Regions from separate parts of the Mus musculus genome. Here all the other regions are linked to region 3. A link is a loop called in an ENCODE intact Hi-C map of the cell type or tissue named here. Cell type or tissue: heart. All regions are shown on one strand.

Region 1 (8,000 bases), 93 kb after region 3:
TTTAGGAGGTGCGACCATACTGGTGGAGGTATGTCACCATGGGTGGGTGTGGAGATTTCGTTCACTGTTTCAGCTTGGCACCTATTGTCAGGGTGACCCACCATGGTGGACTCTAACCCTTTGAAACTGTAAGCCTAAACAAACGGTCTCTCCCATAAGTTGACTTGGTCTTGGTGTTTTATCACAGCAACAGAAAAGTAGCCACCATGCCAGCTGCTTATGCGCGCTGAACCCTGAGGGCCAGGCTACCTGCCTGTGTTCTGCTATGTTCACTGCCATGGCACCAGGACACCACTAGCTGTCCGGTGGTGCTCTTCTATTTGGCTCTTCCCAGTGAGATGTTTCTTGAGTCCTGTCCTACCTCCCAGGCCCTGGCCCCAGCCTCCTTAGGTCCTCAGCCTGTGGTATCTAGGGATCAGAAGCTGAGGGGCTAACCGGTGCTGTCCTGGCGAGAAACCAGGTGTGCTGGTGCATGTCTGTCATCCTGACACCCAGGAAACTGAAGCAGGGGGATGACTGCCACTGTGAGCTCAAGGGCAGACTAGGCAATGAGAGAGAGAGAGAGAGAGAGAGAGAGAGAGAGAGAGAGAGAGAGAGAGAGAGAGAGAAAAGGAGAAGAGAAGAGAAGAGAAGAGAACAACCTCATGGCATTGCCAGGTGGTGCAGGAACTCCGAGCTCCATATTGCTGCTTATCTGCTAAGGTAGGTCCCATCCGGCTCCTGTCTTTGGTCGGCCTTTGAACTCCTACTCCTCATGGGATGGGTGGGACTGCTACTAGAAGGAAGCAACAGCTGAGGAGGCTTCGACAGCAGCAGTAAAACAACTTGCCTGCCTCACAGGCCTGGCACCTCTGATCTGTGTCCAGTTGAAGCTGCTCCAGAACCCTGGTGGGGGCCTGAGAGCTGTGAGGAAGTCCAGCCAGCTGGTGGCTGTGCGTGTTTAGGCCGGTGGCTGAGGCCCAACTGGCCACTTCCTTCTGTACATTAGGCTTTACCGACCTTGCTAGAGCAACACTCAGAGACAGAGACCACCACACCTCTAAGGGGAGAAGGGACCATGGATGAGTGTTTGAGGGTTTACAGATAAACATCAACTATTTATTTATTAATTATTTTGTTTGTTTTGTTTTGTTTTTCAGACTGGGTTTCTATGTGTAGCCCTGCCTGTCCTGAAAGTTGCTCTGTTGACCAGGCTGGCCTCAAACTCAAGAGTTCTGCCTGCCTCCACCTCCCAATTGGAGGATTAAGGAAGTGTGCTACCACCTTTTGGCTCAGCCTCAAGGAATAAAGTGTCTGTTGCACAGACGTAAGGATCTGAGCTCAATTTTGCAGAGAAAGCCTGGAGTGGTGTCAAGGGTTTTTAAAACCAGTACTGGGGTGGAGACTATGGGGGTGTGGAATAGGTAGATCCCTGGGAATCACTGGATAGCCAGGCTAGCTAATTCAGTGAGTTCCAGGTCCCAGTAAGAGACCCTGTCTCAAAAAACCCAGCTGGATCTGATGGCATAGGCCTTTATCTTAGCACTCTGGAGGCAGAGGCAGTTTGAGGCCAGCCTGGTCTAGAGAGTGAGTTCCAGGACAGCCAGGGCTATACAGAGAAACCCTGTCTTAGAACAAACAAACAAAAACAAAACAAGAAAATTAAAAACAACTTTCTGTGACGCCCAAGGTTAACTTGCACACACAACCTAGGTGTTGGGGACTGTTTGTGAGTGTTTGTGAAGGGCCAGAGGGAAGAGCTCAGATGTCACAGAGGATGAAGTGAGCCATACTTGGTGACTCACACTTCTAATTCTCTCCCTCTGAAGGTGGGAGAACAGGATAACCAAGAAATATCCTGGGCTGGAGAGAGACTTCATTTCAAAGATGAAAAAGAATGGGGTATGGTGCTGCATGCCTTTAGTCCCAGCACTGAGGAGGCAGAGGCAGGAGGATTTCTGTGAGTTTTAGGCTGGCCTGGTTTATATAGAGGAATCCAGGGATTCAGAGACCTTGCTTCAAAAAATCATAGATGAATAAGAAAACAGAAGAAGAAGAAAAAAATAAACAAAAAGAGAAAGATAGGGCTAGCCTAGGACTTACTTGGTAGGAGTTCTAGCACATCATGGGCTTCCATAGAGCAAAAGCATGTGATATCTGCCTGCCACTGGGGAAGTGGAGGCAGGATGATGGTTTCATGTAGCCCAGGCTGGCCTCACATGCCTAAGTAGCAGAGAATGGCCTTGAAGTTCTGAGTCTTGTGCTTCTACTCACTCTTTTGAGATTTATTTCTATAGGGTGGGAGGTTGCCTCAGAGGCTGGCCAGAAGAAGGTATCTGGTCCCCTTGAACCTAAGTCACAAGTGTTTCTGAGCCGCCATGTGTGAGTCAGACTTGAGTCCTCTCTGAGAGCAGCCAGCGCTCTAACTAATGAGTGGTCTGTCCAGCTCTGCAGCCCAGGCTTCTCTGGAATTCTTGCCCTGCCCACCCCAGCCTCCTGCGTGCTAGGCTCCCAGATCTGTTGCTTCCAGGCATGCCCTTCTCTGTCGATAAACCCCAGCTAATCTGCTGATACCTTTGAAACCTATTTGACTGAACCAGGGCCAGCCAGAGTCCAGAAGCCAGGTGAGGCAGGTGGGATCCTCCCTAGGGCAGGGTAGAGATCGAGGCTGAGCCAATTTAGAATTCTGGGACAAAGTGCAGGTGGGAAAATAAGCCGTCCAAGGCATTTAAGCTTCAATGCTGTAATTCCGCCCTCTGACTCCTGGCTGGCCTTTTACAGACTTCCTGTTCTCACAAAGCTCTTTTTGTGCAAGAGAGAAGGGGGTTAGCGCAATGGAGCATGCTCCCTAGCACCAGGCTCAAGAGGGCTTGTGGAACACGCCTGTCACCCCAGCATCTAGGAGGTGGAAGCAGGCACACCAGGACCTCAAGGTCATCTTCGGCTACCTTAGACACAGGGTGTTTGAGGCCAGCCTGGGCTGCGTGGAACTCTCTCTCAAAGGAAGAAAAGAATGTTCTGGGAGAAGGCTGCAGAGATAGGTGGCCCCCACCTTGCGACAGGCTGTTTCGCAGGCAGCCCAGGTTGACTTTGGAATGGAAGCAATCCTACCTCAGCCTCCCGATGGCAGAGCTGACAGGACTGGGCTGAGGGCCATGTTTTCCAGGCACGCTTGGCACTAACTTCTCTATTAGACTTGTGATGGTTTCTTTCCTGCCAATGCATTTTTCTGTCCAGTTAATTTAGAGCCCAAGGAAACCAGGTAGAGGAGGGAGGGTCTTACCCCCACCACCATAAGAAGGGACTTTGAGGACATCAAGCTCAATGTAGACCTTGACACAAACAAAGGCCATCCAGTATGAGCGGACATGGCAGGCAGGAAGAGTCCAGGGAGGTTTGTGCGGAGCAGGGCGGGGATTGGGCTTCGTGTGAGGTGGAAGCACAGTGATGGAATGTTCTGGAACCGATGCTGGGTCTACTGATACCCACTGGAGTGACACTTTGGCTGCTCCTGTCGAGGTGTCAGTAAAACAGAAGTTGGGGACGTTCCATGTGAAGCCTCCCATCTCCTCCCACCTCATGTGATAGACACAGAGGGTAGCTTGCACCCCCTGCTGGCCACACTGTTGCAATTGCTCTTGCTCTGCCTCCCAGCAGGCCTGTGTCCCAGGACTCTCCTGACAGCCATCCTGAAGGGTCACCTTCATCATTATAGAGGGAATGGAGGTTTGCAGAAGCCAGAGGCAGACAGGGGTGGACTCAACAGATATATCAGGATTTATTGGTCCTCAGAGGCACACCTAGTCCCTTCCCAGCCCCCGCTATCAAGAATGGTGTCCCAGATGATCTGGGACATCAGACCAAAGATTGGGGTGACCAGCGACCAATGACCTTCCTGATCCAGGAGCTGTAGGGGGCTACAGCAGTGGCCACAGGTGGCTTGAAGATGTCTGTGCAGGTTTTGGAGCTGAAAGACAGGATCCCATCCACCTGGCCTTTGCCACACACCAGGGGCCCTCCAGAGTCACCCTGCATGAGGTGAGGGACACACAAGTCAGCCTTTGTGCCTGCAGTTGGGGAACAGGGGCCTGGGAGGTGCTGGGGCCTCTTGTAAGCACCCTTGCCTTCCTGTCTCTTTCCCTCTTCCTTTCCCTTCTCTCTCCTCTTTGTACCCCAGGGCCTTTGCTCTAGGCCCAGATGCCTAATCTATGGTACTGGATTTCAAACCACAATTCTCCGGCTTCCTGACTTCCAACCTAGACACGGGTATTTTACCCTCCCAGTTTCCGTGTCTGAGAAGTGAGGTGAATGTTAGTCCCACCCTCCTTCCACTCCCCAGGGTGTCAGAGGCTGGTTGGGGCAGCTGTCCAGGCCAAGCCTACAGGCCATCCTTCTCACCTTGCAGGGGGCTTGGCTCTTGCTCCCAGCCTTTAAGCATAGCATGCTGTCTATGAGGACACCGTTCCAGAAGCGGCTGTTGTTACACATTTGGGTATCCAGCACACGCAGATCCAACTCCTGCAGGGCCCTGGCCCGGGGCCCACCCTGGTGGGTCATTCCCCAGCCAGCTGTGCTGCACCAGGTACCTTCTGCCGGCTTGGATCGGGGCTTTCTTGGCAGAGCTAGTGGTTTGACATTCTTGCTGGGCTGCACTCGTCTATCTAGCTGTGGGGACAGGAGAATCAGTAAGTGGCAGATAGAAGCCAGGCTACTATGGCAGGCCCTCAGCTACCCCACCCCATCTCGCCCGCACCTTAAGCAGTGCCAGGTCGTTCTCATATTTGTGGTTGTAGCCAGGGTGTTTAATGGCTTCCCGGATGTAGAAGGTGAGGCCAGGATCTTGGAGATCATGGAGGTTGTGCAGGCCAAGCACCAGCTTCAGGTTCTGTAGCCTGCAATGCAAACCTTGCTCACCCACAACTGCCCACAGCCTGAGAACTGCCATTCCCCCCTTTCCACACATCCATGGCAGCCTCCCCAGTCCACACCTGGCAGGACATCTCCCATCTTCTCCGTCCTCCTCTCTGGCTCTCACCCAGCCCCGATTGGGGGAATTTAGTACCCATCCCCCACCTGCAGCCTCTCGTCTGTGATTAGGCTTGCGGGTCCGTCAACTTGTGTTGCCTTCCTGCATTGTCCACACTACAGAGAAATAACCTCTTTACATAAGACTCCTATGTCACACTTGCAAGCCACGTGAGAGAACCTCAGATAAATACCTGGATCAAGCTGAAGCTTAGCCTTCTGAAACACATGAGCTAATAATCCCTTTTGGCTTTAAGATAAGATCTTACTATGTAGCCTGGAATTGTGCAGGTCAGGTAGAGATCTACATGCCTCAGGTTCCTTGAGAGCTGGGACTGCATATGCGGTCACACCCAAGAGCTGCCTCCTTTTGCTCTGGGCTCCTGTTTTCTTTAGTGTTGAGGGTGAGACCGGCATGAGCAGTCATTCTACCAGCCCTATCAAGATGGATCTATTTATTTAGTGGCTTCTTGATGGCTCTGTCTTTTTTTTGGTGTTTTTGAGACAGGGTTTCTCTGTATAGCCCTGGCTGTCCTGGAACTCACTTTGTAGACCAGGCTGGCCTCGAACTCAGAAATCTGCCTGCCTCTGCCTCCCAAGTGCTGGGACTAAAGGCATGCACCACCATGCCCGGCTTTTTTTTTTTTTTTTTCCAATAATTTCTTTTGTTTTGTTTTGTTTTCGAGACAGGGTTTCTCTGTATAGCCCTGGCTGTCCTGGAACTCACTCTTTAGACCAGTCTGGCCTCGAACTCAGAAATCCGCCTGCCTCTGCCTCCAGAGTGCTGGGATTAAAGGCATGTGCCACCACGCCTGGCTGGCTGGCTATGTCTTACTGGAAGGCTGGCTTTCACAAGTTACCAGGTGTCACAGAAAGGATTGGAAGGAGGTGTCCTTTCCTGTACCACGTGACCCACCCAACCTGAACCCACAGCCTATACAGCCTAGAGAGGGTTGGGATAAGTCCTTCAGTGCCTGCAGCCACTGTGGGACATGGAGAGGGATACTCACGGCTCAGACAGGCAGTGGGCAGCTGTCAATACCCACTTCCGATGCACAAGGACTCCCCCACACACATGGGACTTGGCTTTCTGTAGAGAGGCCATGTATGGGCGGGAGTGCGGGACTGCCTCTCGACCCCCAATGATCTGGGTCTCAAATCTGTTGCCTGCTGAAAAGAAGGGGGTGGGGAAGGGCTGTTTGGAGGTGCTGCATCCTGGCCTTCTGCTGAGCCTGGAAGACCTGAATCTGGCAGGTCAGCTGTCTGAAGTCCCCACTGATCCCTGCCCAAACGCCACAGGGCTCCAAGACTCAGTCAGACACTATTCAGCTGTCAGAGGCCAGGCTTAAAGTGTGAATGAGGAGCTCAGAGGGTAAGATAACTATCTGCTCTGGCAGAGAACTGAGTTCACTTTCCACCACCCATACCAGGCAGCTCACAGCTACCTGGAACTCCAGCTCTAGGGGATCAGATGCCTCTTCAGGACATTGCACTCACCCTTCCACATACATACATACATACATACATACATACAACACACACACACATATATATATGTGTACATACGTATGTACACATATAAACATATGCCCTTCCTTGGTAACCATAGGATCCAGGGGATCAGGTGCCCTCTTCTGGCCTCTTTGGGCATTGCACTCACCCTTACACACACACACACACACACACACACACACACAGAGGAACTGATTCACACTGCTCACACACTGGAATATTACATAGCCACAGACAGGAGTGGGGTTCTGACACTTGGCAGGGCCTTGAGAATATGATGCTTGGGGGAGAATCAGTCACAAAAAGTCACTGTGAAACTCTGACAGGATGTGGATTTGCGGGTGCTAGGGTGTGGGCATGAGTGTTCCTGGGGGATGTGGGAGTGTCTCCATTCTTGTGTGGCTTCTGAATTTCAGTGAGCTGTGCACTGTGTGAATTGTTTCTCTGCAAACTTCTTTGAAGGGTTGATATAGAATACCAGGCTGGGCTCAGTGGGTAGAACGCTTGTCTACCATACACAAAGCCCTGGGTTCCAGTCCCTCCAAACCACAGAATCCAGGTCTAGTGGTCCACACCCGTTATCCCAGCCCTGGGGAGGTAGAAATAGGATCAGATTAAAAATTTTAAATAAGCCAGACTTTAGTCTCAGTCCAGACAGAGGCATCTCTGAGTTTGAGGCCCACTTGGTCTACAGAGGGAGTTCTAGGACAGCCAGAGCACACAGAGAAAACTGTTTCAAACAAAACAAAACAAACAGAATTTAAAATAAGTATTGATAAGAATTTGTGATCCAACTCAAAAGTCTCCTTTCCATCATGCTTTGGAGACCCCACCTTGCTCAGAGCCACATGGCCAGTCCACAGGTGTTACAGGCAGCTTTTAAGGGCCCATCAATACTTTGATGGATCTGCTGCCCATCCCAGGGCCTTTACACATAGAAGAGAGCAGAGTTCTTTGTTCTATATAATTCTTGAAGCTTTATTTTAGAGATAGGGTTTCTCTATGTCGCTCTGGCTGCCTGTAGACCAGGCTGGTCAAGAATTCAGAGATCCACTTGCCTCTGCCTCCTGAGTGCTGGGATTAAAGGCTTGCTGTACTACCTTGGCCCAGCAATTTTTTTTAATTTATGTGAGTACACTGTAGCCATCTTCAGACACACACCAGAAGAGATCCCATTACAGATGGTTGTGAGCCACCATGTGGTTGCTGGGAATTGAACTCAGGACCTCTGGAAGAGCAGTCAGCGCTCTTAACTGAGCCATCATTCCAGCTCAGTCCAGCAATTCTTGAAGAAAAAAAAAAAAAAAAAAAAAAAAAAAAAAACGACGAAAAAACTCAAACCAAGTCTAAAGAGAAACCGGATATTCTCTGGGAAAGTGTCACAGAAAGTGTCACCAAGTGGCAGGGCCCAGTTCACAAACTGGCAGGCTGACCTCTGTCTATACAACTTGTGGCTACCACCCACAACTGAATAGCTTTTCACC
Region 2 (8,000 bases), 75 kb after region 3:
GACTCGAACTGCCACCACCCCGAGGTCACCATCCGGGACGTGGCGCCCCGCCCTCTCCCGGGCGCGCCAAGGACGGGCCCCTCCCGGAGGCGGCACCTGAAGTCGCTGTAGGGGTGGATGATCCAGGCCCCCGCCGACTTCACGCGTTCCTGCTCGCGCTCCACGGCCTTCTGGCTGCCGAACATCCGCAGGGAGAACTTGTTGACGCCGGGCTGCAGAAGCGCCCCGAATTGGCGCTGCAGGAAGCTAGCCTGGCTGCCGCGCGGCTCACCCGCCGGGCCCGCCTCCTCGCTGCCCGCCTCCTCGGCCGCCGAGGGCCCGGAGGCCGCCCCGCGGCATGAGAACGAAACCTTGGGGCCGCGCGCGGGGCCCTCGGGGCTGCACTGCGGCTCCCCGCGCCCGCACTCGCCATTCGCGCCGCCCTTGGCCGCGCCAGGGGTGCAGGCGCTGTCGCGGCTGCAGAGCCGGGCGCGCGGGCCGGGCTCGTCCGCCGACTCCGGGTGCGAGGGGGTCGTGGGGTTCGGGGGTGGCGCGGGTGGTGGCTGAGGCTGAGGGGGCGCGGGCGGCGGCGGCGGTGGCGGCGGCCCCGGCGCAGGGGTCGTGCCCGGACTATCGCCCGGCCGCCCGCCGCCCCCGCGCGCATCCATGGCGAGGCGGCGCCGGGCAGTGCGGAGCGGAGCGGCCGCCGCCGCCGCCGGCCGAGCCCGAGGGAGGGCGGAGCCGGGGGTGGAGCCTCTGCTTGCGGGGGAGGGGCGGGGGCGGGAGCCCCGCCTCCACCTGAACCACCCTCACCCCACACAGGGATGGATGGGGAAACTGAGGCTCTGGCCAGCAAGCAGGCTCAAGGTCAGTCAGCCCCTTGAGACCTTGGAGATGCGCTCAGGCTCGGTTCCCCAGGGGGAAACTGAGGCCAAGGACGAACCCAAGGTCACAGAGCCCAGCCGGCGGGCCCCTGCCTTGACGCACGATGCAGACCAAGCCCTGGTCCACTCTGGGGTTCCTCCGCGATCTCGAGGACACCGCGGGCGGGGCAACCGCTGACGCTCACCCCTCGGGTGCCAACTCCTTTCTCGGTTCAAGGTGGCAGATTCCATAATAAAAGTGTGTTCCCGGAGGCTACCATATCTCTGGCTCTGTCGCTTTCACCGCCTCCAAGGCAGAAACCTATGAATATTTGTGAGAAGGGCTGAGATCATTCTGGGTTCTAATCTCAGCCCATCTCCAAGCCCTACTTGTGGGGAAACTGAGGCATGGTCAGGCAACAAAAACAGTAGCAAGACTCCTGTGGCTTCTGGCGACTTCTCCCTTAAAAAGTGAGGATCCCAGGTTAGGTAGTCCTTAGCGGTCTCCAGGGGATCCTGGTTCAACTTCTGCCTCTGTACATATACCCGACCCCTACTCTCTGCCACCTTGACTCAGGCATCAGTTACATTCCACACTTTACCCCAGGTCCGGGGAGACATTGGCTCCTGGGGGTCCTAAGGCTGTGGCCTGAGGCTGGAGCCAGGTGACACTAGTTCTGACTCTAAATTCCCACCCTTCTTCACCAAAGAGTGGAGAGGATTTTATGACAGGATGTTGGGGAGAAGGGAGGAAATACAGGGGAAGAATAGCTGTGAACTGGTGGGAAGAAAGTTCTCATTCAGGAGACTCTTGGGACCTTCTTATGTCCCCTCTGGGCATCCTTAGATTCTCCCTTATTTCCCTGGACCCTAAGTTCACTTAAATCCTTCTGACCTTTTACAAACTCCCCTGGATGCTTCTGGACCCTTTCTAGACCCTTTTAGATCTTCTGGGTCCCTCTTAACTTCTCTTGGACCCTTCCAGCCCTTTATGGGTCATCAAGGTCCCTACAGCCTTCACTGTTTCTGGCCTGACCTCATATTTAGCTATTGGTTGAGTGTCTCAAGAATGGGGCTATGACTTCTGTCTGCTCACAGTAGGTGTCCAGTGATGTTGGATGTGCCATGCCAGCTGCATGCCCTCATCTGACACAGATGGGCTGCCCCGACCCCGGGGACTCTGGAGCTGCCCCTGGCACCCCTCTGGCCTCCACTTTTGAACATCACAGTTGACAGTGCCAGGCTGCTCCGCCCCAGGGCACATGCCTGTTCCAGATGAAGGGGGATCTTTTATGTTCACCCTGGGAAGATGTCAGCTGGGCAGGTCGCCAGAGCTCCAGGACTTGTGGTTGAGTGCAGGGGAGGAGGCAGCATGGCTACTGGCTGGCAGAGGACCTGCCATGCCAGGAGACTGCTCTGCCAGGCAGCCCTTGGGCTCACAAAGGATTCTAAAAAGAGCCAGGTGTCTTCTTTTTCTTTTAAGATTTATTATTAAATTTAAGTACACTGTAGCTTCAGATGCACCAGAAGAGGGCGTCAGACCTCATTATTGGTGGTTATGAGCCACAATGTGTTTGCTGGGATTTGAACTCAGGACCTTCAGAAGAGCAGTCAGTGCTCTTAACCACTGAGCCATCTCTCCAGCCCTGAGCCAGGTGCTTTCAACGAGTAGAAACTAGCTGTGGCTACCTGGTCTCCCCATGTCCATGCTGACACATGAGGTTTTTTTCTGATATTCAGTAAGTGAGTGGCTCAGGGCTGATGTGTATGTGTGTGTATGTGTGCATGTGCAGAAGCCAGAGGTCAACCTTGGGTGTCATTACTCAGGAGCTGTCCTTACTTATTTAGCTACGTTTTTGTCTTTTAGATGTATTTGTCTCATTTTATTTGTCTTTCTGTCTGTCGGTCTGTATGTATGTATTATGTATGTATGTATATATGTATGTATGTATGTATGTATGTATGTATGTATGTATGTACACCACATGCAAGCATGGTCCTTAACGAAGCCAGAAGAGGGTGTTGGATTCCCCTGGAGCTGGAGCGATTTGGAGCTATGAATGATTCTGGGAACCAAACCCAGATCACCTGCAAGAGCCATAAATGCTCTTAAACTGCTGAGCCCTCTCTACTCTCTAGTTTCAACCCCAGCCTTTGGGAGGGGTCTCTAAGTTTGAGGCCAGCCTGATCTTCATAGTGAACTGCAGAGTAACCAGTGCTACTTGATGAGACCCTGTCAATCAGTTAATCAATGGTTGATCAATCGGTTAATCAATCGTACACATCTGTAACTTCAGTTCAGCCCTATAGCTCCCCCATCACACACAGGTACACAACCTCATCATGACCTTTAGAAAACCAAGCGAATAAATCAACAACCCAATAACCCTAGGGACCAAATCATTTGCTTCAAGGGTCTCCTTTAGACTCTTCCCTGCCCTCCCAACACTAACCAGTCATTTCCTATTCACGATTCTGGGGTATTTTGAATTGAGTCAGAACCAGGCCAGGCCAGGGAAGGCATAGACCAGATGGGGAAGCTGCCCTAACAGCATTCAGCAAGCCAAAGTTGGACTCCTTGGCTGCCAGGATCTGCATTGTGGGTTTCCTGACCTGAAGGTAAAGGGACGTCTCAGGCTCTGATCTACACACATACAGCCTGGGTGTCCACTGCACATCTTCCTGGGGTCTCAATTTCTTTGGCATATGCACATCCAGGGAGGATGGCTATATTTTATTTTTGTCTTTTGGAGACAATGGCTCATATGACATAGGCTGTAGAAGTCAGTATGTGCTGAGGGTGACCTTGAACGGATCCTTCTGACTCCACTTTGCAGAGTGCCAACAGGTGTGCATCACTTCGCCAGCCTGTCTTACTCACTTATGGTTGGCCTGGGTGCTTCTCCCCCAGGCCCCAGTTGGGGTGTGGAGAAACTGGCTCACCATGAGCCCCCATCTATGAGACTTCACAGTCATGGCCTCTACAAACTTCAGTGCTGCTATGTATTGTCTGGTCCTCCTGCCCACTTGCACACTGCCTTATGGACTAGGATGGCACTGAGTAGGTGGACCAAGGGCTGGAGAGGGTTTGACAGACGTCTGCTTGGAGCAGAAATGACCAGTGAGTTGCTGAGTCCATGTTGAGTCCTACCCCATCAATGAGTCTTTGTTTTACAAAGGCCCTGGGATTTGTCTCTGCCTGCCAGCTGGAGGCTGGATCTCAAGTCCCTGTGGTTTCCAGGCTGTCCTGTTTCTGACAAAGTTGACCCTGTACCCATCTCATCTCAGGAACTGAGAAGCCTTTAGGGTCATGTTTGAACATTTGCTCCTGTGCTATCCTGGGCCGAGGGGCAAGCAGCCAGTATTTGTTAGGCTTTGGTTGGGCTGTTTGGACAGCCTGAAAGATGTGGATATGCCCCTTTGCTTCTCAAGGGGGAACTACTGCTCTGGAGGTGAACCCCTAAATAGAACTACTTTCTAAACACCTGTGTCCTGTCTTCCAGATGTTAAGACCCACAGTACCTGCCTTGAGACCCCAAGGGAAGTGCGTGAGGACTGGGGCTGCACCTGCAGTTGCAGAGGTGAGGGTGTCCTGATTTAATGGACAGAACCCCAGACACACCATAGGTCACCACTGCTGGAAGTGGTTGCCCTAGGCTTCTCTCTACACAGGCCCATGTGGACATTTGTGTAGTCAGGGATGACTCTGAGCCTTAAGCAGGTTCTCCTGTTCTTCTAAGAACTCCACAAGAGGGTGAGGTGCCAGACATATGCAGTTGCATGTGTGTACTAAAGATAAGCCAGCCATTTGGCTGGGTCTAGGGCACCGGTTTCCTCAGTGGACTAAAGTGCAGCGCCCTCTAGTGGCTGGAAGGCCAGGGAGGTGTCTGAGGAATTTTTCCTTGGCCTGAAGCGGAGGGCCTGTTTTACCTCAGGGAGTCTTCAGAAAGGTCTGCTATCGCCCCGCCTCCCCCCCCCCCCCCCCCCCCGACTTCTCTCCCTTAACCACCACCACTCTGGGATGTACTCTGCTGGGATCAAAGCTGTCTCTCTGGAGTCAGACTATACCACCACATACACCTGTCCTGACCCCTGCCCAAAATTTAAGAGTTAAAACCAGCCAGCAAGTCCCTTGACTGCCCATTTCCCACTGGTGCCCACCAGCCAGATCAGTACTAGGCTTGTACAGGACATCAGTGGTGGTCAGCAGTGTTCTTATGAAGACAGCTTTTCTTGGACACCCATGAGGACTAAGGCTGTACCTGCAGGTTCAACTTCTAAGGACCCCTAGGGGGTGCTGTTGAAGAACCTTTTCAAAGGGGTCACACCAGATATCCTATATTAAAGGTTCAGAACATTAGGAAGGTTGAGAACCACTGGTCTAGGGACCATGCACTTACCTGTGCCCCAGGCCGTGCTGATCAACAACCCCTCCTGTATATGACCTCAACACTCATTCTCCCTTTAAGATGGGGTCCTGAAGTTTCAAGTAGTGACACACACATGGTGGGGTAGGTCTTTATTTGGGGGGGTTCCAGCAGGCCCAGCCCCCTCCAACAGTAAGTCAGAGCATGCACTGGCCTTCCCTCCTGACCAAGGACAAGGCCCCATTCCCCCACTCCACAGGGCTGTAGTGACAACACTTCAGAAGGGAAGGAAAAATAAAAACATAAACCCCTAAGGAATGGATTGTCTGCATAGAAACCTCATTTAGTTTAAATTAGAAACAGGGGCTGCAAGTGGCTTGCTTCTTCCAGGTGGGTTTTCTGTAAGGTAAGGCTCTGTCTTCACTTGGGTTGGGATAGGTTGGGTTGGGTAGGTTCAAATCGGGACAGGATGGGATACTGGAGTGGAGGTAGACGCTGGCCTGGGGTCAGGCACCCTGGGCACCTCCCCTCCCCCGCCTGCCCCACCACTCAGGTGGCGTTCCTCTGGCGTACATTCTTGTCCTTGTCATTCATGTGAGTTCCACTGCCCTTCCTGGGGATACAAAACAGGGCTCATTACTCTTAACAGGCACAGGGCTGGCCTCAACCCCACTGAAATCTGGCCATTATTTCAACAGCAGCCATCCACCTTCCCTGAACTTACTGAGGCCTATGAAAGATGGACACACACATTGAGTCCCAGAGCATCCCCCATTTCTATAGGACACACAGCTAGCTCCCCAGAGCCCACAGTGGCTGGACTTACAGTGGGGCGGCGCCAGGGTCATCCTCTGCAGCCAGGAGCAGCCACATGAAAGAGAAAGGACATGTGTCAGGGCTCGTGTGAACTTGGCCCCACACTGCCACCCTCATGGTGCTGCAGAAGTGTCGTACATCAGATGATCAACACATGGTGAGGCCAACACATCCTACCCCAGCTCGCCATGCAGTGTACAGCTAGAGGCACCCACAGCCCCAAGTCCTCACAGCGAGCTCCCCAGAGGACAGCAGCTTGTGGCCAAGTGATGGAGGAAGGAGGAGGGTGAGCTACAAGCAGACCCCACTCTCCTCCAGGTGGACACACTGAGGGCATCCCACCCACTCACCCAGACCCAGGACTGCTCACCGTCCAGGGTCTGGTCTGGCTTCCGCCTCTTCTCATAGATAAAGATGATGGTAACCAACACCAGGACCTCAGCCACGATGCCTAGGAAGGGCCAGAGGGCTGCCATGCGGCTCCGCACACGCAGTGAGATGGTTTCCCGAGTAGTGCCCTGGGCGTTGGTGGCATTACACACGTAGGTGCCAGGGTCAACATTTACGTCAAGGTTGCTGATGGTCAGCTGTGACTTCTCAGGCGTGGATACCACCACATACTTGCCATTGGCTTCAGTGCTATTGGTGATTGCCTAGGGAGAAGGGCTTGTCATGTCATGCTAGAGTCTGTCCTACACTGTCCCAGATCCCCACACCAAAGCGTCCTCTCCTGTGTCCCCTCTGATGCTCTTATCCCCACTCCCATTCCTAGCACCCGGTGCCCCTTCTGCCGCCTCCCCTACCCCCATGTCCAGAACCTCATGCTCCCACTGCAGCCTGGTCCTTGGCACCACTCAAGCTCCATGTCCTTAGCCTCACAGCCCTTACCTCTTCTTCCCCAGTGTCAGAGGTCTTAAACCAGAACCAATCTGTAATAGGAGGGTAGGATGCATCGGACTTGCAGACCAGTTTCGCAAGCTCTCCCTCACTGGAATGCTCTGATTTCTTTCCGACCTTGATCCTGGGTGGCCCTGTGAGGATGAGAACCCTGATGCCCAAGCACGTTGTAGACTGCTCTCAGCCCCAACACCAGTCCCTGGCCTTCACGCCAGCCACCTCCTGGCCCGCCCCCACCACTCCCACAGATTACCTTCCACATTGATCTCGCTTCTGCCCACAGGCTCAGGAAGGAAGATGCAGGAATATTCCCCAGAGCGGTCATCTGCGTCCACTCTGCAGGGGACAGAGCCTCGGTGAGGTAAGGAACTCCCAAGGCATGGTGGCCACCTCCCCACCAGGGCTCTCTGTGCAGATCATAGGGCCTTGGGCTCTCTCACGCTATACAGGTAAGGCCACCCAGCCAATCCAGAGCTGTGTGGAGCCTGGCACTGCTACACGTCAGGATGGAGGCAGGTCCCCATGGACAGCATCAGGACAGGGTCCTTTGAGCACTGTGGACTCACATGTACTTCGTATGCAGGTCGGGCAGAGTGTCCTCCTGCAGTACCTTGCCACCTCTCATCCAGCGGTGGCCAACGATGTCAACGCCACTGCTGTTCAAAGAGCAGGTAAGCTGTGTTTTGGAGTTGACTTCCTGGACAGAGGTTTGGATGGTGCCCGCTGAAGCCACAGGGAGAAAGAGTATAAGCTCAGCATAGTAGTCAGCCCCACTCTGTGAGGTCTGCTGTTGGAATCACAGCGGCTGACAGTCTACAGCCCCAGACGGCTAAAGCAAGCTGATGCTGCACTACAAACCACTTCAAGATAAGAGACGCAGCTGCCCAAGCCCCGCCTGCTGCTCCCACAGCCATGTGGTCCCCTCACTGTTATCTGACCGTCACTCAGAACTGGACACTAAACCCCCAGAGGGCTCTGCAAAGTCTGGCTGGAATTTTCAGGTTTGCAGTAGACAGTCAGAGCGAACACTTGGGCAGCAGACCCCACCCCTGCCAGACAATCACAGGGGAGGCAGGGG
Region 3 (8,000 bases):
CTGACGCCCTCTTCTGGTGTGTCTGAAGACAGTGACAATGTACTCACATAGGTAAAATAAATAAATCTTTAAAAAAATATTTAAAGAATTATTTATTTTAAAAAGAAGATTTGAAGCGTTTTCTGTGCAAGCAGTGGTCTGTGTTTAATCCCTACCCACATGGTGGCATGCTCAACATGGTGGTAAGCTCAACACTGGGGAAGGGGAGACACAAGCATTCTGGGGTTCCCTGGCCATCCGTCATAGCACAAGGCAAGTTTGAGGCCAGGGAGAGATCCTGCCCTAGAAAATCAGATAGATGGTAAGGAAGGAGAGCTGGGGCTGCTCTCCATGCCCCACTCGCATGTGCTTACACTGCACACAGAACATGCATACAAGCAAAATCAAGTATTAAAAAGTAAGGGATGCTGGAGTTGGGCATGGTGACACATGCCGAGTCTCCCTGACCACAAGTGCCAGGCCCACCTGGGCTACCTAGGGAGACCAATGTGTATGTGTGTATGTATTGATATGTATTTTTAAAGTTATGGGCTGGAGAGATAGCTCAATGGTTAAGAGCACTGGCTGCTCTTCCAGAGGTCCTGAGTTCAAATCCCAGCAACCACATGGTGGCTCACAACCATCTGTAATGGGATATGATGCCCTCTTCTGGTGTGTCTGAAGAGAGCAATAGTGTACTCACCACATATATTAAATAAATAAATAAATAAATCTTAAAAAGAAAAAAGCCCGAAGTGAGCTGATGTGGCTATACAAATCTGTCACCTCAGCACCTGGGAAGTAGAGGATAAAAGTCCCAGGTTATCCTTGGCTACATAGTGAGTTTGGGGGCAACCTGGCTACCTGAGTCCTTGTCTAAGAAAAAGAGAGCCACTTCCAGGAGAGTCGGAGGAAATGGAGAGCCAACGTCCTGGTTGGTGAGCTGGGGGCATGTCTGAGCCTTGCACACCATTCGTCTCTCATTGTCAAAGCCACTGACAGATCTTCACTGGGTCTCTATATACACATAGTGTCTCAAAAACACAAAAATCAGGCAGTGAATAAATAAATAAATAAATTAATTAATATCTCAAAGGGTTCCCAGATGCCCCAGAACGGAGATGGGAGCCCTTCCTGGGTTTCTCAGGCCAGGCCAGGGTCCAGATGGCTGCTGGGAGCTTGGCAGTTGGCAGTTGAGGTGAGTGCAAGATGGTTTCACAACCATTCATCAAAGCAGAAGGAAACAGAGAAGCAACAGGGCTCCTGCGTCTGCAGCCTGAACTTTTCCTGCACTTGCTGTGCGATTTTTTTCCCCCCTGAGACACAGTTTCTCTGTGTAGCCCTGGCTGTCCTGGAACTCACTCTATAGACCTGATTGGCCTTGAACTCACAGAGATCTGCCTGCCTCTGCCTTAGAGCTAGGACTAAAGGCACGCGCCCACCCTGCATCACACACCTTCCCACTCTCTGTCGTCATCCCCGCTGATTTCTCTTTATATCGCTGTCTTCATCTCTGTTTCTGTCTCCCTCTCATTTATTTTATTTGTTATTTTCTGAGTGTTTTTCTGTGTGTATATACCACATGCATGCAGTACCCACAGGAGCCAGAAGTGGGGACAGATCCACTGCCACTATGTGAGTGCTATCAACCAAACCCAGGTCCTTTGGAAGAGTAGCCAGTGCTCTAAACTGCTAAGCCTTCTCCCCAGACCTGCTTTCTGTTTGTTTGTTTGCTTGCTTGCTTGCTTTTTGTTTGGCAAGGACTCACTCTGTAAAACAGGCTGGCTTTAATCTCAGAGACCCATCTGCCAGTGTCTCCAGAGAGCTGGAGTTAAAGGTATGCATCCTCTTCAGGCTTGGCTTTCTTTCTGTCCTTATCTCTGTCTTTGTCTTCCCCTCCCTCTCTGTCTCATTCCACCTTCACCTGTTTCTGTTACTCTCTTATGTTCCTCTGGCCCTGGCTCTCTGGGGTCTCTCCCTCCTTCCCCTCCTGCTCTGTGTCTGGTCACTACTACCTTCCTGAGCCCTGGCTCCCTCAAAGGCCAATGGTGCAGAGCTTCCCCCTGCATCCTCAGTGGGGGATGGAGTGACCCTTTTGGGAGGTTGTTGCTAAGACAACAGTGCCTTCTCCTGCAGGATGCCCTTGCTGACCCTGAGCCCTCTCCCCTTCCTGAGCTGTCTGGGACCACTGTGCACCCTGAGTTCACCCAAGCCCCTCTCTGCTCTTAGGTACCTACCATTTGCATCAGCCCTGGGGTGGGTCCTACAGGCCAACTAGGGCATAGCCTGTAGCAGACTTAATTAAAGCTGCAGCATCTGCTAACAAGCATGGACCAGTACAAGCCCAGCCAGTGTGTGCTCTGGGCTCCATCTCACAACCTAGGGGAAGCTTATGTTCCCACCTTACGTGGGTCCATGGTAGACAACACCTGTGGCCTTAGCACTTGGAGGATAGAGGAGGGAGAGGCAGGCAGGCGTTCAGGGCTATTCTCAGCTGGATAGCTAGTTCAAGAGCGTATTGAATTAGAGGCCAGATAACTGAACTTTCTCTCCCAAAGGTCCCCACCACGAGGAAACCCAAGCCCAGCACATATCCTGATGGGTGGTCTCTGGACTCCAGACCTTAGGGTCACTCTCTGCTATGTCCCCAGTTCTTCCAAGGAAGTATGGTATACAGTAGGACCTCAGTAAAAGCAATAAAGTCAGCCCAACTCAGAGCCCTCCCCAAAGAACTAGCTTTATGGTCCTCACTGACCTCAGGTTCATGATGGGGAAACTGAGGTCAAGGGTCAAGGTGCTTGCTCCTGGGCTACCTGGCTGGGGACAGACAGATAAGCAGAGTTGGTGCTTCCAGGATGACTGTCCCCTGAGAAGGTCTGAATGCGTTCAGTGGCCAGATAATCTAGTAGGAAGGTACAAGGGGAGTTTGAGCTCACAAACCAATCTTGTTTCTAAACTTCTGGGTTTTCATGAGCAGCACAGTTGGAGACAAGAAACAGTAACGTGGCCTCCCCTGATTTCCAGAAGTGCCTGCTCCACCTTCTGACCACAGACCACAGACCCGGAACAACTTTCTGGACTGAACCGTTGGGTGCCTCCTGCACCTGCAGACCTCACCAGAAAGATGCCATCCTCTACAGCTATGGTGCCTGGGACAAGAGGAGGCTGGCACTGTCTGGTGCTGACTACAGCAGCTGCCCTGACCCAGCTCATGTGGCTCCCTGGTGAGAACTCCAAATGGCCATTAGACCCTACCCAAGGTGACCAGGCTCCCACACAGGATGCACGTGTACTCTTGCTCAGGCAGGAGGCTATGGGGTGGGGGTGGGGCAGCCAGTAGGGACTTCAGCCACCTCAGGTACAAGATCGTGGAGACTGGGCTTCCTAGCTTTTGTTTTGTTTTGTTTTTATTTTTGTGTGTATTAGTGTTTTGCCTGTATGTTTGCATGCCTGCAGTACCTGGAGGAACCAGAAGGTGGCATCAGATCCCCTGGAATTTACAGTCGGTTCCAACAATCATGTAGATGCTGGCATTAGAATCTAAGTCCTCAGTAAGACCAGCCAGGGGTTTTAAATAACGAGCCATTTCTCCAAGCCTCCTATTTTTTAAAAATTACATTTATTTATTTTGAGAGAGTACATGTAGATAGTGCTTGTCACAACCAGTGGAAAACTTGCAGGGGTCGATTCTGTCCTTCTACCATAGGGGTTCCTGGGATTAAACTCAGATTGTCAAGCTTGGTAGCATGTGCCTTTGCCTGCTGAACCTATCACAGGCCCAAAAGGTCTCCTAGCCTCAGTCTTTAATTATCTATCTATCTATCTATCTATCCATCCATCCATCCATCCATCCATCCATGTCTGTCTATCTGTTTGCTTTCAAGACAGGGTTTCTCTGTGTAGCCCTGGCTGTACTGGAACTCACTTTGTAGACCAGGCTGGTCTCGAACTCAGAAATCTGCCTGCCTTTGCCTCCCAAGCACTGGGATTAAAGGTGTGCCCCACCACTTGGTCCCCTCTATTTCTCTTAAGTAAAGTGGGTTTCTCGTGGTCCAGGCACCTTGAAATAGCTGGGCAGCTGAAAAGGGAATCACCTTGAATTCCTGATCCTCCTGCCTCCACTTCCAGAGTTCTGAAACAGCAGGCCTGCACTGCTACACCATGCTTATGTGGTGCTGAGGGTGCCTGGGACTGGCTTTGTCTGTCTGTCTCATCTCTGTCTCTGTCTCTGTCTCTGTCTCTGTCTCTGTCTCTGTCTCTGTCTCTGTCTCTGTCTGTCTGTCTGTCTGTCTCTCTCTCTCTCACACACACACACACACTCACTCTTAGGCGAGGTCTCATCATGTAGCCCTGGCTGGCCTGTAACTCTCCATGTAGACCAGGCTGACTCTGAACCCACAGAGATCCTCCTGCCTTTGCTTCCTGGATGCCTCCCTCTAGGTTTGCCCCTTCCTCTCAGCCCAGCCTCCACCCCTACTCCCTGCCAGGGCTGTGCTCCATTGCCCTTGATTTACCTGTCCTGTCCTTGTCTCTCACATTGCCCCACCTCTTCCAGGTTGCTGTGGGTCCTACATTGTTGGAGGCCATGAGGTAACGCCACATTCCCGGCCCTATATGGCCTCTGTGAGCTTCGAGGGCCATCACTACTGTGGAGGCTTCCTGATTCATACCCATTGGGTGGTGTCAGCTGCCCATTGCTTCAGTGACAGGTGACATGCTGGGGCCACTGAGGGATAAACTTAAGGCCATCAGGAAGCCAGGATGTGACACAGACAGGACCAACTCTCTACCCCCACGCCCGGGCACTTCTGGTGATAACAATCAAACATAATAACTATGATCATCTTCGACACAAGCGACATGTGCTACTGTTTGGACTCACATTAACTGTGGGGAGAGCAGCACAGTCCGGGGACTCCAGCTACCCAGAGGCTGGCTCAGGGGGATGGAAAAATGAAGCTCAGTGTTAGCTACAGTCTGGAACCATGTCTCCATAGGCAGACAGACAGACAGTTATAGGATAGTAGTTAAATAGTAGAGGTCTTAACTGGAGTGTGGCTCAGGGATGGAGCCCCGCATAGAATCCCCAAGTGAGAGTCTGGGGGTGTTGCCCATTTGTGGAGCCCTTGCCTAGAACCCTCAGTGAGGGGTGGGGATGGGGTCAGGTAGAGTGCTTGCTCAGTGAGAAGCATGAGGTTTTTAGGGTTGTTTGGTTTTTTTTAAGATTTATTTATTTTAAATTCACTTTTCTTTTTTAAAGATTTATTATTTATCTTATGCACGTGAGTACACTGGAGCTGTCTTCAGACACACCAGAAGAGGGCATCAGATCCCATTACAGATGGCTGTGAGCCACCATGTGGTTGCTGGGAATTGAACTCAGGACCTCTGGAAGAGCAGTCAGTGCTTTTAACCACTGAGCCATCTCTCTAGCCCCTTAAATTCTTTTTTTTTAAAAGATGTATTTTATTTATTTATTTATTTATTTATTTTGGGTTTTCGAGACAGGGTTTCTCTGTGTAGCCCTGGCTGTCCTGGAACTCACTCTGTAGACCAGGCTGGCCTTGAACTCAGAAATCCGCCTGCCTCTGCCTCCCAAGTGCTGGGATTAAAGGGTTGTGCCACCACTGCCTGGCTGTTTATTTATTTTTATGTACATGAGTACACCGCTGCTCTCTTCAGACACACTAGAAGAGGGCCCTGGATCCCATTACAGATGTGTGGTTGCTGGGAATTGAACTCAGGACCTCCAGAAGAGCAGTCAGTGGTCTTAACTGCTGAGTCATCTCTCCAGCCTGGGAGGTTTTTGAGTTTTATACTCAGTGCTACAAAATAGTATTATGGCTGGGCGCAGTGGCGTACGCCTTTAATCCCAGCACTCGGGAGGCAGAGGCAGGCGGATTTCTGAGTTCGAGGCCAGCCTGGTCTACAAACTGAGTTCCAGGACAGCCAGGGCTATACAGAGAAACCCTGTCTCGAAAAAAAAAATAGTATTATGGAATTAAGAATTATAACAAATAAGGTTTATTGTATTCCATTTAAGCTTATTTTTATAACTCTGGAAGTTAATACTGCAAGGACTGGAGGCTGCCTGGAGAGGGTGGGGTTGTATGACCTCATGACTTCAGGGCAGTCTTGGTGACTTTGTTCCTCTTGTTGGCCTGCAGGGACCCCTCCATGGGGCTGGTGGTGCTGGGGGCCCACGCACTGCTCGCCCCAGAGCCCACACAGCAGACATTTAGCATTGCAGCTGCTGTCAGCCATCCTGATTTCCAGCCTGCCACACAGGCCAACGATATCTGCCTGCTAAGGGTGAGCTGGGCTGCAGCAGGGTGATTGGCAGGTCAGGGCTCATCTGATTTCTGAGTTTATTCATTTAATTTACTTGTGGGGCTGGGGATGAACTCTTTCTTTTCTTCCCTTTCCTTTCCTTTTTTTTTTTTTTTTTTTTTTCTTTTCTTTTTGAGACAGGGTCTTGCTATACAGCTCTGGCTATCCTGAAGCACTATATAGACCAGGTTGGACTCAAACTCACAGAGATCTGCCTGCCTTTGCCTCCCCAGTACCACCACAACCAGCCTGGACCCTTTTCTTTCACGCTAGGAAAAGGCTCTGCTATGAGCTCAGGCCTGGGTCTCTGAATCCTGTCATCCATCTGAACTGCCTTAAGCCCTCCATGCTTCCATCTGTCAGAACAAAAGAACCAAAGCCAAGAACCCCTTGGGTTCTGTTTCTCGAGGGTGTGTCTGTCTCAGAGCTGGCCTACAGGAGGTACCTTTGCAAGCCCTCCATGGACTGTGGGCTTCAGGGTGTGGTGGTGAGGTTTTTTTGGTTTTGTTTTTGTATTTTAGGACAAAACAGGAGTGAATGAGGGTTTCCACAGCCAGAGGCTGGGGTTAGGACCCCTTAGAGTCACCTGACCCCCAGTACAAGTGAAGAAACTGAGGCTGGAAAATGGGGAAACTTAGGTAGAAGTGTATCGAGATGTGCCTGGGTCTGGTCATTTTTTCCACACCCTTCAGCTGTGTGGCAGGAGACCCGGCCGAGGCCCCAGGCAGCCACCTGGCAAAGCTACACAGCTAACTGGGTGCACAGGGGTCCCGAGGTGCCTGTTTGCACTGCAGAGTTTCAGAGGCCTCCTGAAGGAAGTGATGTCTAAACTGAGGCTCAATGGGAAGGTACTCCAGCTGGGAAACTCGCAAGGGGGTTGGAATCACCGGTGGGGCCAGGAGCCTTCACCCCAAGGACAAGGGGAGTTATGGAGGGCTGAGAAGCGAGGAGGACTCTGCGAGATGAGGTGGAAGGTAATATCCTTGGTCCATGATGGAGCTGCCTGGTATAGTTGGAGGCAGTGTCTGATGGAGGGTGGACCACATCTGTTACTGATTCTAGACACCATAGGGACACTGAGTCGGGTGTGAGAGTGGGTGGCACTGAATCTAGCATTCTTCCTGCAGTTGAACGGCTCTGCTGTCCTGGGCCCCGCTGTGAGGCTATTACGATTGCCTCGGAGAAATGCTAAGCCACCTGCTGCGGGCACGCGTTGCCATGTATCCGGCTGGGGCTTCGTGTCTGACTTTGAGGAGCCTCCGCCTGGACTGATGGAAGTCGAGGTGCGCATACTGGATCTGAGTGTCTGCAACAGCTCCTGGCAGGGCCAGCTGAATCCTGCCATGCTCTGCACTCACAGTGGGGACCGCCGGCGGCGTGGTTTCTGCTCGGTATGATTCTACATCCCGCTTGCTTGCCATATGGGAAAACCGAGGCACCCAAAAGGGGTCAGAGTTGGAAGCAGGCTACCTTTGAGAACTGAGTCCCATTAATGTTTGATTGGATGGAGAAATTGAGGCCCAGGGAAGTGACGGGTGATTGAGAATCATACAGAGTTACTGTCATTTCCGCAGCCTCTATGTATCCTGCACAAAAATGCCCAGGAGATGTATGTCTAAACATACGAGGCACGTCCAGTAGGGGGCGCAACAGATATCTCCCCAGGCCTGGGGTCCTAAAAGATGACAGCA

Evidence for each region. Peaks named below come from ENCODE experiments on the same cell type or tissue, not always from the same donor. Only the 100,000 strongest peaks of a DNase experiment are listed, where the experiment ranks them.
Region 1: it touches region 3 in a loop (3-fold over the local background); 16 of 42 quality-filtered maps call a loop at or near these places.
Region 2: it touches region 3 in a loop (3-fold over the local background); 8 of 42 quality-filtered maps call a loop at or near these places.

What each region holds. Positions count from the first base shown.
Region 1 is chr10:79,690,995-79,698,994 of GRCm38, reverse strand. Gzmm (granzyme M (lymphocyte met-ase 1)) reads right to left here. Exons shown (of 5, transcript NM_008504.3): 2 at 6,015-6,174; 3 at 4,733-4,871; 4 at 4,378-4,644; 5 at 3,734-4,008. The coding sequence ends at 3,835. Among named protein-coding and RNA genes, the nearest start is that of Gzmm, 6.0 kb to the right of the region's middle. In heart, a CTCF peak has its summit at 3,602 (motif pointing left); DNase peaks (open chromatin) are centred at 2,764, 3,514, 4,614, 4,974 and 2 weaker places; H3K27ac peaks cover 2,195 bases.
Region 2 is chr10:79,709,316-79,717,315 of GRCm38, reverse strand. Bsg (basigin) reads right to left here. Exons shown (of 8, transcript NM_009768.2): 3 at 7,489-7,645; 4 at 7,176-7,258; 5 at 6,914-7,056; 6 at 6,396-6,678; 7 at 6,036-6,060; 8 at 5,337-5,822. The coding sequence ends at 5,759. Hcn2 (hyperpolarization-activated, cyclic nucleotide-gated K+ 2) reads right to left here and starts at 682. Exons shown (of 8, transcript NM_008226.2): 1 at 97-682. The coding sequence starts at 647. In heart, a CTCF peak has its summit at 4,698 (motif pointing left); DNase peaks (open chromatin) are centred at 2,139, 4,655, 5,211 and 7,835; H3K4me3 peaks cover 1,989 bases; H3K27ac peaks cover 1,019 bases; H3K27me3 peaks cover 3,168 bases.
Region 3 is chr10:79,784,046-79,792,045 of GRCm38, reverse strand. Prss57 (protease, serine 57) reads left to right here and starts at 3,061. Exons shown (of 5, transcript NM_001042710.1): 1 at 3,061-3,203; 2 at 4,535-4,688; 3 at 6,147-6,291; 4 at 7,437-7,700. The coding sequence starts at 3,104. In heart, a CTCF peak has its summit at 7,944 (motif pointing right); DNase peaks (open chromatin) are centred at 2,265 and 3,455; H3K27me3 peaks cover 1,906 bases.